3 separate regions of the Homo sapiens genome follow, and all the other regions are linked to region 3. Evidence: chromatin contacts called from ENCODE Hi-C or POLR2A ChIA-PET data. All regions are on one chromosome and are shown on one strand. Each heading gives the region's core, a stretch centred on a gene start or an enhancer-like site at or near the end of the contact. The rest is flanking DNA. Distances are from core to core; before and after follow the strand shown. Region 1 overlaps HHLA2 (HHLA2 member of B7 family). Region 2 overlaps HHLA2 (HHLA2 member of B7 family). Region 3 holds the start of LINC01215 (long intergenic non-protein coding RNA 1215).

Region 1 (2,700 bases), core at 74-2,573, 190 kb before region 3:
AGACATTCCAAAATGCTAGCTGGAATCTGGACCAGACTGGAGAGGAGTGAGTCTAAATGGACATGCCTCTGCCTGTTAGAACCATGATCCCCACTGCTTTGGCACAGTCTTTTTTTTTTTTTTTTTTTTTAAACACCTGGAGAAATGTTCTGGTGAGACTGGCCCGGATACGAATCTAGTGATCTTGACAATTTGCTAATAAATTCCTTATTCTTTCTTCCAGGTCCTGCTGCCTAAATCAACTGTGGACATTTATTCATTCTGCCAAAGTGTTCTGTTATCACTGACTTCTGCGAGCTGGAACAAGCTTAGCAGCAAGAAACCCAGGGTAATTCATGCCACTCCCACTGATCACGTGGTTAGTACCTGCTTTGCATTACAGTCCTTGCAAATGTATGGACTGTGGTGAGCTTCATGGTCTCTCCCTCTGAATATACCAGAAAGCCCCCTTATAAAGTCCCAGGATGCAGAAGACTGCAAGTTCATCTTGTCCTAGACAACTTTACCTAACAGCGGTGACCATACCCTCCTCACACAACTAGCTTTGTATTTGCCGCCCACATTTAAAAAATCTATATAATATTTAGGACTACAAATAGTTATATATACACACACACTCTATCATTTAACTATGAAAACTATGAAGAAAACCAAGGGAATGCATAACCCTAAATTCTAGATGATTTACCTGTGAAGAGGGGAGGCATGAAGAAGTATGATGAGAATCAGCAAATGCAGGAGGATTCTATTAGGTTGGTGCAAAAGTAATCGTGGTCTTTGCCATTAAAAGTCATGACAAAAACCGCAATTGCTTTTGCACCAACTTAATAAATTCTATTTCATAACCTTGGTGGAGGATTCAAGGGTTAGGTTTTTTTCTGTTGTTCTTTGGACTGTACATTTTACACATAATTTCACATGCAGAAAATAAAAGGAAAAGAAATAAGCCTACTCATATAGAAATGGTTCAAGTGTAAATTGGAACAAACTTCCTGGCTGACTTCTTGGCAACAAATATCAAAAACCTTAAAATTGGCCATGCTTTTTAAGCCAATAATTCTTCTAGGAAATAGTCTATGAAAAGTTGGACACTGCAAAGTATACAGATTTGCTAAATCAGAAACAGTGAAAACTTAGGAGCCCAAAATAACCTATCTTGCAGAATTTATTAAAATAAGTGGGATATTCATGCAATTGACCATTATGCAGTCATGACATGCTGTTGTTTACTGTCATGGGTAAAGTCGACATTATACTGAAATTTATTTCAAATATGCATAGGCTATGTGATATGTACATGCATGCACGGGGCGAATCTGCTCCACAGGGATGGTTAGTTGATATCTGAAGAATCCTATTCAGAGCAAGCACTCCACAAATCTGTGCTTTAGAAGCAGCTACTGCAAGTGCTTCAATGAGAACTAACTCCATCAGTATCGGGTTTGCTAACTAGCAAAAGAGATACTCAAAATATTTTATTGTTGGAAAAATGTACAAGCACATCTGCTCTTGCATTAATAGGAGTATGATAGAAACCGCAAGAGCAGTTAGCACTAGAATATTTTAGTGTCTGCCTCTAGTAAACTTGTCATGAAAGGAACTTCAAGTACCTAAAAGAAACGAGCTTGGCACATCACCAAGTTTTGCAAGAACAGGTTTTGTGACTCTTTATGGTCACTTGGTAAATGTGTGTGTGTGTATTATTTTGGGTTCTTCAGAGAAGCAGATGCCAAGACAGAATTATTGCAGAAGATTTATTGGTAGAATATTCAAGAAGGACAAGGAGAAGGAGCTGAAGAAGGCAAGAAGAAGCTTAAGATCATAATAAAGTTCTAACACTTGAAAAGAGTCGAGGAAGGAAGGAAGATCAAGTGGGAAGAGTCTCAGATTAGAGTGGGGTTCCAAGAAAGCTTCAGCCTGACCAATGGAGAAGTTGTATGCCAAAGTCATATGACTCTATTTTCCTTCTTTAAGTCAAGTACATGATGTGGTGTGAGAAAAAAAAAAAAGTATTTTACTAGCTATCACTATGGTTTCTTTTAGGGTCTTTGCCTCTTTCCCACCCAGGCCCTCATATTCTGAACTATCTCATCAAGGCATGTTCCTAAGGTACCATAAATAAGAAATAAACAGGAATTTCGGATGTGGGAAGGAGAGAAGAGAGAAGGAACAGAGAAAGAGCATAGGAACAAGGTAGTCAGTGGCCAAAGAACTTAGAGCTACCTTGTGAGTGATATTGTATGTGTTTGGGGAGAATGGAGCTATTTGCGAAGTGGAGAAAAGGAAATAGCTACAAAATGAAAGAAATGAGATGTCATAACCAATGTTGACAAAGAGACAAAGATAAATATGAATCTCTGGGGAATTCCAGGAATCTTGGAGAATGCACTTCCATATGGTGTAGGATGGAAGTAAAGCTGATCTAAAGTAGGTTGTAAGAAGCAGGATCAACACAACTTATAGCTTAAAGACAGACACAGGCAAAATATATGTGGGTAGGAAAATATTTGACAGCATGAGTAAAATGTTAGTATTGTTTCTTTACATGATAGAGTTGTGATTTTTTTTTCTTCTCCATTTTCTAATTTTTCCTCAATGAACATGAATTAGTATAATACGAAGAAAAAGATGTTGGGGGAAAAGGAAAATAATTTGGGTGATTTTTTATTTCCAGGAATTAGACTGAGCATTAGCTAAGTG
Region 2 (2,700 bases), core at 172-2,671, 220 kb before region 3:
GGCCCAAATGTGAGAAGCATCTTGTTCTGGTACTTTTGGCTGGATTCCAGATGTGAGGGAGAAAGGCAGAGAGAGGCAGCCTCTGCAATAGAATATGGCAAAAAAGAAATCCATATGCTAAGACTAATCAGACAGAAGAGAAAATTGAGGCCATTTCTACAAGCATAAAATAGCGAAAACAGAACAGCTCCCCCATACCCATCTTAATAGCTCCAGACTAAATTGACCACAGCCATCAGTACTAATTGTGACATGATGATGCAAACATCACTTGCAGTTGGGACAGATTCTCTAGCCTGCACATTAGTAACGCTCAAAACCATTTCACAATGTATGTGTACTTCACAATATCATGTTGTACACGATAAAAACATATAATGTTATCTGTCAATATATTTTTTAAAAGACTAGTCCTGGCCTCATAACTGCTGGTCTCAATCTGACCAGAGCCACAAGAACAGGTCAATTCTCTTTTTTGAAACATAAGAATGTTTTGCATCACTCTCATCATTATGCCAGTTCATGAATGTTCTGCACTCCTTTGAGGAAAAGCAGCTTCTAGGTTGCTACATTCTCCTCTGCATTGTTTTTACTTTCTGTGCCTCACCACAGTGCTCATGACACCGAGCTAGTTTGTAAAAGACGTCTTAACAAAGGAAAACTCTTTGTAGCATCCTGGGGATGTTCCTTAGCATCCACTTAGATTTTAATAAGATTGACTGTTTAGACAGAAAAAGAACAAAAGAACAATTTCAGGATTACCCTCTCTTTACTCAAAATATCTCTCCTGATGTTTCACAGTGAAATCCCACCATTTAGGGGATTTGTACATGTACTGAAACTTTGATCTCTAGGGGTGCTGTCTTTGCCTTCGGTTCTGTTTTGGTGTGTTTTTATTTTTGATTTTGGAAATCAAGCTAAGATTATGTGCTAACGTTTTGGGGGAGGTGAGGAGGTGCAATTGCAGGGCAGGAAGAGTGAGGGAAAAGGGGAAGTGAAACAAGGAAGAATGGAAAACAGATACTAGGTGGTGCTTGCTTTGCCAGCCACAGATTCAGAATGGAAAATAGAGCCACCTGCTCAGTCACAAGGGACAATCTCTAGACATGCTCCACAGAACCACAGCAGCTCAAAACAATCCATCAGAGGAAGAGAGCAAAAAGGAATTTATCTATAAGTTGCCCCCCAGTGGTTAAAGTTTTCCCCATTGGCATTAGCTCCTATGCTCTTCCTGGTTGTGCCTATGGCCCCTTGGGAAAAGCACTACGAAAGCCAAATGCCATGCCTTACTGTGTGGCATTTTAACTGTATGATGCTTTGTGTTTGAGTCTGGAAACAGGTGAAAGGTGAAACCGCAGTCTGTGTGTTTCCTTGGGTCATGTCTGGATTCTGCAGCTGCTGCACTTCCCAAGGAGGAAGGCATAATAGAGGACATGTTGAAGTTGGCTTTCCCAGAGGAGACGGGTCAGCTGGTGACATTTGGAAATTGGGGCTGGTCTCTTTTTGTCTAACCAGTTGAGGGCCCAAGAGACAAGAGAAACCCAGAAAATTTAGGGAGGCTCGTAAATTGGGTCCAATAAAAGTAGTTATTTTAACAATACCACACATTTACTATCTGATATTCTGTGAATTTGCAGTTAATCACCTACAAAGATCCCCTTTTACTGCTTTTATCAATTTAGTTTTCACACATGTGTTGCTTAGCTGCTGCTACCTGCTCACATAACTTCAGCCTTCTTTGGAGGATTGTACTTGGATGATGGAAGCTGCAGTTCTCAGGTTATGTTGCTTTGCAACTCCCTGCCCCAGTGGTGGCTTCAAGGCAAGAAACATCCTGTAGCCCAGAGCTCCCTTGGGTTCAGGCTGAGCCTTCACCTGAAGCCACATTTTTTTCTTAGCATCTTTCTCTGTGTCATCCTCCTTCTCAATCTTCCTTACAGCTTTCATACAGTTAATGAGAACACTGCTCTCTTTACTTGCCCTCAATTCCCCATCTTGGGAGGGGTTGGTTCCCTGGAAGCAGAGCCCAGGATGAAGCACTTGAATAGGAATCCACATTACACAAGGTGGGGTAAAGTCCAGGGAACTACTCCTGCTTCCAGGGACCATTTTCCAGCTCAGCCTTCAATCACGAAATGTTTCTTCTTGTCAAATGGGTAGATAATATAATCCTCCTTAATAGCTCTCTATATCAGAAAGAATATAGCTAGACAGAGTGGGGTTTTGTTGTTGTTGTTGTTGTTTAGCAAGAATGCTGCAAAGCCAAGAAAACAGACAAAAGAAATTGCCAGGGTTAACACGGCAGACAGCAGGCATTTTGTCGAATACATCAAGGTAGTGAGCAATTGAACAAAACTCCATTAAATAAAGTTAGTGTTGAACATGTGCACATGTGAGGCCAAGGACTTCTTAGTCACCTTTTTCTCTGTAAAACATATTGCTAGATGCCCATGGCACACCAAGTGCTTCTGGAAAGCCAGTGCACTCTTTCTGTACACTTCTACCCCCTGCAGTTCAGTGGGTTATCATCAAATAATTTAACAAAATGTTATGTTAATTGATTAAATGGGAGGACAAGACCAAACCTGGTCTATCTTCAATGACTAATTGAATAAGATGAATGCTTTGGAAAAGCTAAATAAAAGCAAGTCACAACAAAGATGAAAAAAAATCAGTTATTGTATTAGGTGTGGGAGAGAC
Region 3 (2,700 bases), core at 201-2,700:
TGAAGCCTATGGATCCTTTCTTGTAGTGTTTTTAAATGCATAAAGCAAAACTCTTAGGCTTACAAAGGAAATCAATGATATTGAAATACAATTCTATCCTTGGGCCTCTTGTGGGGAAAGGGCAGTGTCCACAGACCCAGGTTAAGAATCTCTGCATGGGTAAATTGATTTCCCAGCTGACTGCTGAGCCACAACCTGCAGTTTGGAAAATAAGGCTGTACAAAGCCTCAGAACATTTTGTTGTAGTTAAGTATTTCAGATGCTTATTATCCTGTCACGGTTTTAACCCTCTTTTCCCTCCCTTTCCCCATGCTCCCTCTATCCAGTCACCCACACCCCACCACATGCACATGCATGTGTACTCACTTACATGCATGCACATATATGTTGCCACATATCCACATACACATAGGCACACACATGCACAGGCACACACATGCAGATCTTAGGTCACATATCTGGAATGAGATGAGGCACTAGACCACTGGGTCCAGCCCCTCCTGTGACCCCAGTCCCACTCCCTGACTGCCTCTGTGTCACAGCTCCTCTGGCTCCTGCCTCAGAACTACTCTAGTGGCTCATTATCTCTGCAGGGCAGCGCTCACCATCACGACTTTCTTGTTTTCTTTCACAGCATTGTGAGCCAATAGGTGCATTCTGCCTCAGAATAGTGGTGGAGACTGGTGGTGGCACAGCCCAGAGCTCTTGACGTTTATTTTCTCAGGCTTCAGTGAACCTTCTGTGGCAGGTGTTTCCTTTTGATAGGCGGCAGTTCCTCCCTGGGTCACTCCAGCCTGCAGCTGAAGCCCTCACTTAGCTCACTGTGGCTGTACTGAACACACCACCTCCCAACATGGAGCAGCCTAGCCAGGGGGTGCGGGAAGGAAAGATGGTTGCTGCCACAAATGAATGACTCAGCTACCTTCTCCAATGGTTTGATATTGACGTTTCCTCCTGTCATAGCAAAAATGCCCAGGTGAACTGTTTTCTCCATCGCATGTAGAAAGATGATGGTTGTCTGAACTGGTTCCAGGTAATGGACAGTGGTAAGCGCTCCCTTCTCTTATAGTATGTTATGGATTGAAGTGTGTCTCCCCACAAAAAGATATTACTGGAGTCCTAACCCTGAATATTTCAGAATGTGACCTTATTTGGAGATAGTGTGTTTACTGAGGTAATCAAATTTAAATGAGGTCATTACAGTCTCTAATCCAATAAGACTAGTGTCTTATAACAGAAACGAACGCTTACAGAGGGAAGACAATGTAAAGAGACACATGGAGAAGATGGCTGTATTTCCATTCTCATGCTGCTATAAGGACATACCCAAGACTGGGTAATTTATAAAGGCAAGAGGTTTAATTAACTCACAGTTCAGCATGGCTGGGGAGGCCTCAGGAAACTTAGAATCACGGCAGAAGGGGAAGCAAACACGTCCTTCTTCAAGTGGTGGCAGGAAGAGAACTGAGTGAGTAAAATGAGGAAAGTCCCCTTATCAGATCTCCTGAGAACTCACTCACTTTCACGAGAACAGCGTGAAGGTAACTGCCCCCATGATTCAATTACCTCCCCCGGGTCCCTTCCATGACACGTGGAGATTATGGGAACTACAATTCAAGATGGGGTTTGGGTGAGGACACAGCCAAACCATATCAACAGCCATCTGTAAGCCAAGGAGAGAGGCCTGGAACAGATACTTCCCTCGCAGCTCCCAGAAGGAGCCAATCCTGCCGACACCTTGATTTCAGACTTCTGGCCTCCAGATTGTGAGACAAGAACAGCAACTCGGCCTGTGTTCTCTGCCCTTGAGGTTGAAACAGGGAGCAGAAGGTTTTTTTTCCCCTCTGTGTTGCAGCATGGAGTTCTGAATGACAGATGAGGGGTTGATCACCCTCCACACCCATGCTAAGCCTTATGGCTTCACGGGGTTCAGGCTTCCTGTGTTCAGTCTTCTGTGTTGCCAGAAAAATTTGCATACTCCCATGGACAAAGAAAGCAGCAGAGGAGAAAGAAGAGCTTTCATTCACTTCCTCTTTGGGGTGAGAGCAAGTCTGAATGCTCTAGAATTGATTCTATTAGAAAAACTCTCTGACCCCAAATATGAATATTTTCACCACACCCAATACTCATAATTTTAAAAATAGATCTTTTGAGTTTCATCCTGACTAGTAACCTAAAGATCACTGACTTCTGATTTATTTTTTTATCATGCTCTACAGTTAGAAATGCAAACATATAGACTAGAGAGGGCCACAGAGGTGTTTGATCCCATCACTTCATGTAGGTAGGAAGATGTTGAACCCCTGAGAGGGGTCGGAACTTGTCCAAGATCACACAGCAGGCAGAGTACATCAGGACCTCAAACCCATATCTTCTGCCCTCTCCTCCTAAGGTCTCCATCACTAACACCCTGTCACGGTCCATCCTGCTAAGGAAGTCTCTACTATAAAATCCCATACCTTGAAAATTAATTGTTTTTCCACTCACACGTTACCACCCTTCCCTCCTGCAAACATTTGGAAGTTGAAAGGTCGCACAGCCTTCATGAAATTAACCAGAAGAATTGAAAGGAAGCTGATGACAAAAGTACTTCAAAATCTGTTTTTCATGAAAACAGCTTTTTCTTTTCCCCCTCAGATCAAACTGAATTTTTCTTTTTATTTTTGCGGTATTCTTCTAATTGTGCCTTTTTAAATGTGT

Evidence for each region. A loop is a pair of places that touch in the nucleus more often than their neighbours do. ChIA-PET counts read pairs that join two places held with the same protein, here RNA polymerase II (POLR2A). Pooled maps may share reads with other maps.
Region 1: a map of B cell shows a loop between it and region 3 (3-fold over the local background). The contact joins the enhancer-like site here to the promoter of LINC01215 in region 3. A Hi-C loop is called at or near these places in 1 of 168 maps with a recorded cell type or tissue (B cell) and 7 of 50 pooled maps. POLR2A ChIA-PET finds 5 or more read pairs at or near these places in 5 of 52 experiments (Caco-2, Panc1, activated B cell and 2 more).
Region 2: a map with no recorded cell type shows a loop between it and region 3 (4-fold over the local background). The contact joins the enhancer-like site here to the promoter of LINC01215 in region 3. A Hi-C loop is called at or near these places in 2 of 37 single-sample maps with no recorded cell type and 9 of 50 pooled maps. POLR2A ChIA-PET finds 5 or more read pairs at or near these places in 2 of 52 experiments (activated T-cell and activated naive CD4-positive, alpha-beta T cell).

The regions. Positions count from the first base shown.
Region 1 is chr3:108,318,522-108,321,221 of GRCh38, reverse strand. The region is part of intron 2 of HHLA2 (HHLA2 member of B7 family); the gene reads right to left. Among named protein-coding and RNA genes, the nearest start is that of HHLA2, 23 kb to the right of the region's middle. Within about 2 kb of position 1,323, at least 2 of the 41 ENCODE cell types and tissues checked have a DNase peak (open chromatin) inside an H3K27ac peak, as active enhancers do.
Region 2 is chr3:108,344,357-108,347,056 of GRCh38, reverse strand. The region is part of intron 2 of HHLA2 (HHLA2 member of B7 family); the gene reads right to left. Among named protein-coding and RNA genes, the nearest start is that of HHLA2, 49 kb to the right of the region's middle. Within about 2 kb of position 1,421, at least 3 of the 41 ENCODE cell types and tissues checked have a DNase peak (open chromatin) inside an H3K27ac peak, as active enhancers do.
Region 3 is chr3:108,123,814-108,126,513 of GRCh38, reverse strand. It overlaps LINC01215 (long intergenic non-protein coding RNA 1215), which reads right to left and starts at 1,450. Exons shown (of 2, transcript NR_110030.1): 1 at 1,372-1,450. RefSeq lists enhancers at 438-537, 1,038-1,117, 1,338-1,387, 1,668-1,807, 1,878-1,927 and 2 more.